Linked DNA regions of Homo sapiens: region 1 is linked to region 2. A link is a loop called in an ENCODE intact Hi-C map of the cell type or tissue named here. Cell type or tissue: GM12878. All regions are shown on one strand.

The links. Peaks named below come from ENCODE experiments on the same cell type or tissue, not always from the same donor. Only the 100,000 strongest peaks of a DNase experiment are listed, where the experiment ranks them.
Region 1: it touches region 2 in a loop (2.5-fold over the local background); 3 of 110 quality-filtered maps call a loop at or near these places.

What each region holds. Positions count from the first base shown.
Region 1 is chr2:122,432,133-122,434,632 of GRCh38, reverse strand. It overlaps LOC105373592 (a long non-coding RNA gene), which reads right to left. Exons shown (of 7, transcript XR_001739684.2): 7 at 1,695-1,883. Among named protein-coding and RNA genes, the nearest start is that of LINC01826, 640 kb to the left of the region's middle. In GM12878, no CTCF peak of the experiment used is centred here; a DNase peak (open chromatin) is centred at 1,382.
Region 2 is chr2:122,740,403-122,742,902 of GRCh38, reverse strand. No RefSeq gene overlaps it. Among named protein-coding and RNA genes, the nearest start is that of LINC01826, 330 kb to the left of the region's middle. In GM12878, a CTCF peak has its summit at 1,325; no DNase peak of the experiment used is centred here; H3K27ac peaks cover 260 bases.

The sequences.
Region 1 (2,500 bases), 310 kb after region 2:
AATCCTGTAGTTTCTGGTGACAAGGATTATGAATTCTACCAAGATTTCTCTACCCCCAGACCTCCATGAGATTAACACAAAAAGTTTCTCTAAATACTAATATTTTCCATCCCTACCTTTTTGACCATGACAGTCATTAAATTACTGCCTTGGAAGGATTAATCCAGGAGCCATGAACAGAGGGAGATGGGCAGGTCTATTGCAATGAAATGCAGTGAAATGGGAAAATCTGTTGTAAGCATTTTGACATAGGCCTTTCAGAGACTGAAGGTTATTGATTAGAGCAAATGGGATGAATCAAAGACTTTCTAAAACAGCAGGCAGAACTCAGTAGATTTTATCTCCCAAAAGTTGATACAGCATAATCAGACATAAACTGCAGAGGTCTCGGTATTAGGCACACAAAGCATGAGCCTGATGGCCCATCTCCTCATTTCCAGTAACTAATGCAAGGCTAGCAAAGGGTAGGATGCACAATAATTGTTTGATTAATTAATTTATCAAGAATTTAAAGTGAATAAAGTGAATGACCACATTGTCACAATTCTTTTAATTGGTAATTTCTAGTTTTAGATTTAAGTGAAAATACACAAAATCTTAAAACTCAGACCTTTAGAAAAACTATCAAAATGTTTTGCAATTTCTTTCAGAAATTAATGTAGACAGTATTGAGTGAAACGTTTTGTAGCGATCATTGCCAAAGCATGTCAGGACTTTTCTAGCTCCCCAAGACACTTGCTCAGAATACAGAAGTGCTCAGTTCAACAAACCCTCTCTGCCTTTTGATAATGCCAATACCAGCTTTGCTAAGCCCTGTTCCATGAAGAATGAATTCAGAATGCAATAGTTGCTTGAGTCTAAAAATTCTTTCAGCAACTTTATCAGTAGAACAAATTTCTTAGTTCAGAATTTCCCAACAAACATTTGATTATCTGAGGCAATGAGGAAAACAAATGTGTTCTGGGAATCTCTGTGATTTTTGAAATCCTTACTTAAAGAATCATAAAGTCTCTTTTCCCCTTGACCTACCTCCAGCGAGAATTTAATAGTCTATTGTGCAACGGAAATTATAGCACTGTACCCCTAACTCTCCCATCGTTTACGTTGATAAAGGTATTGGGCTGGACAGTGCTCCATAGAACACTCGGGGAAACTCTGATCTAAGGATGTCATGCACAATTATCTCTCAGAGTTTAACAAATGTTTATTGAATAAACACTTCGTATTCCTCAAAAGCTTGTGAGCTATGAGCTATGCAAAGACAGGTTAGAGTCGTTCAATTATGTAATAGCGGTTAATAAATGACTAAAGGACATATTTACTCACTGACTGTGCTGATGGAAGGCCAGGCCACTGTACCTTGGGGAGAGCATCTGCAAGCTGTGTAGGGAGCTGAAATGTTCAAGGCACCTGAGACAATTTTCTCTGCCCTAGTGAAACAGTAACTTCTGTAAGTCAGCCTTGCTTCCTTCTGTAAGCATTGAACTATGGTTTCATGATCACTTTTATGTTGTGTAAATTATTCACTGAGGCAGGTGGGAAATTCCACTTAAAGAAAAATTGCAAGAGAAAGATTTGTCTCCTGCTTCCCCCAGATTGCTGCCTGACTGCCAAACACACACACACACACACACACACACACACAGACACACACACACACACACACACACACGAGACTGTCCACTCTTACCTGCTCAAGGAAAGTGCCTGTCTCTGGAGAAATCATTGTACCACAAGGAATCCAAAGGTGGGACTGAGGATGGATGAAGGACTCGGCAATGCTCAGGACTAGAGATTCCTTCCCTCTCCCTGGCCCCTTCCATGGCTGTTCAAAAAGTCCTAAAGCAGGAAACCCATTAAAAACATCTACCTGCAAACACAGACTGTGGAAGAGAAGGACGAAGAGTAAACCTCACAAAGAAGAATCAAATTTCCACCCACTTTGTCCTTCCCTCCAATATCCTCACTATATATCCTTACAGACCCTGTTTTTTCTTTGTTCTACATGGGAAATCCTGCTTTCTAAAGGAGAATGTTTGAGAAAGTGACCACTAGATGAGAACATGATGAAGAGCTGAGAGACTGAAGGTGTTGAAGACAAGCTTATCTACTTAATTTGCCAAGATCCTAGAAGGCTAATATCATTTTTCCTTGTTGAAATGCTGGAAATTCTTAGTGAGTCTCCTAGTTGCCTCCTTATATTTTGCTTCAGGTAAAAAAAAAAAAAAAAGGAATATTCTTTAATGAAACAATTCTTGAAATGTTTATACTTTTCCAAAACAATATAATGTACACAAAAGTAAATATGGGGACAAAATTTTAATGATAGAGCCATAGAACTGCATTGTTGACACTAACCTTTCAGTGTCACTCTGAGACGGAGTCACTCGAAGACTCAGGATAGGAAAGGTCAGGGCAACCTCTAATAACATGCTTCATTTAGAGCAGCTAAGAGGATATGCTCCATACGCACTTGATAGTATTTCTCCCCAAGACTCTC
Region 2 (2,500 bases):
GGCTGAGGCGGATGCATCATCTGAGGTCAGGAGTTCAAGGCCAGCCTGGCTAACATGGTGAAACCCCATCTCTACTAAAAACACAAAAATTAGCTGAGCATAGTAGTGGGCTCCTGTAATCTCAGCTATCTGGGAGGCTGAGACAGGAAAATCACTTGAACCCGGGAGGCAGAGATTCCAGTGAGCCGAGATCATGCCACTGCACTCCAGCCTGGGCAACAGAGTGAGACTGTCTCAAAAAAAAAAAAAAAAGTCATTCATTAATGACTTAACAAAGAATTGTTGATGACTGAAGCCACAATTTTATCATAATTTCATAATTTTTAAATCTACTAAATATATGTTATATATACACATAATATATATGCATGTATATACATACATACACAAAAACATACACACAAACATATATACATACAGAGAGACAGAGTTTCCTCTTCCCACTGGTGGTGTAGGCATGATTTCTGTGCTCGCCTAGCCCAGATTCTCCTCATGCTTCAAATTCTGATCCATCACACAGTGATGTTTCCAGTTGGATCCAGAGTCCCGACTAGTAATCGTAGAGCTTTCCTAGTTTTTGGTGTGCTGTGTCTCTTGCACTTCCCATGGGGTAGAATACAACTACAAAATGGGTCTCCAGTTTATTAGGTTAAACATGTATTCCCTCAATGGTACTTTAACCATTCCACTTCAAAAGTGAACTTTATCTTCATCGTTTACTATCACTCAAGCCCAATACTGAGGAAATAACATCCCCATTCCATCTCTGCCTGTGCCACAAATTTCCATCAATCATTTCCCCTTAATTCATAGAATTGTAGAATGTGTGAGTGTAAAGGGAAAGATGAGAGGAATGGGGTAACATTATTAAGCAGTTTTTTAAACACTTCACATGTCACCTTTTACTTAATACTAAAAATAGCCTTTTTGATATAGGTGTTATCGCCTGCATTTAATAGATAAAAAAATTAAAGCTTAAATGGATTAAACAACTTGCACAAGAAGCCCTAGATATTCAGAGTGAGCCTAAGATTGTAAGAGAGACTAAAGATCCCGAAATCTCACTGCCTTCACCACACTGTGCTACCCCAGCCAAGAATATTTTGTTTAACTCTTCATCTAACCCATCAGGAAGCCAAGACTTAGAGGGGATAAGGGTCTTACCCAAGTTCACATGACCAATTAGGGCTAGCACTGAACTGGGTCTCCTGAATCTTGTCTCAGTGATTTTCCATACCCAAGGTTGCCTATTCCCCACAGAAGGTACAGCTAGTGCAACCCTAACCATTCCCCACCACAGAACAAGTGTTTTTACTGAGCCAGAAGGTGTCCCTGTTGCTGGCGTCTCACTCACTCCCTTTGGACCTCTGTTCTGTCTTTTTAATCCACAGGTCATTCTTGTTCTTCTCTATCCATACAGTTCCTGAGTACTGTAGTCACACACAGGTAATAGATTTCTTTTGAGAATCTCACCAGTGCTGCCCAGTAATTGAAGACAGGTGAGAATTAACACTCTTTCATTATTTAGCTTCCAGGAAATTATAAAATTAAGCCCAAGACTGAATTATGCTACAAATGTACACAATTTACAAGTAAGCATGCAGCCTTAATAAAATCCCACTATTCTGTTTTGAGGTTCTGAAAATGTGTTGCATGGAAAGTTCTTTGAAACCAAATGTTACAATATTCTCATTATGTATTTCAGCAAATCAGCTCTTGGAATACTGTGACCAATAACCTTCTAAAGCAACAGCACAACACAAGATTATTTACATATCGAACCTTCCATGTTATCGCTAAGGGTATATGGTGAAATAGACACTAGATTTTAATGTCTGCTCCTTTAAAAGCAGAAAGTGTTTTCAAAATGTTTTACCTTATCCACACACATTGAATATCAAAAATGCACAAAAATGTAAGCACATTTCTAATGCTCATTATTGCTAATCAACAACCTTTCTAATATCTATCAACCCTTATACTTAATTAATATAGCTTCTGATAGTATTTAGTAAGCAAGAAAGCAAAACAACTTGTAGTAGCCAGCCCTGGAGTGTGGATTTTCTGATTAAAAGCTAGCAGATCTGTGTTCACTTCAGCAACACATGTACCAAAAAAAAAAAAAAAAAAAAAAGGAGCAGATCTCCTTGACATGCAATTGAAAGAAACCAATATACGCATGTACACAATATGGCCTAAGATGAAGTAGTTAAAGTAAATTGCTACTGACAAACTTATGGACTCACCATTTCCCTTGACTTGTGATCACTTTGTTCACTTACCTGCCTCTTGTCTGACTTGTTTCTGGGATCATCCTTCACTCTGACCTGTAACAGGTGCTTTCCCAAGACTCTGATCTCAACACTGTACATGCTCCTACTTTGTCCTGACCACCACCTGCTGGGCCTAGGGCTACAGCCTTGGAGGATTTCTGGATTTGTTTGGTCCTGCTTCCTCCCAGCCTCTGCTGTTCACTTTCAGCTCTGTCAAGCACTTTGCT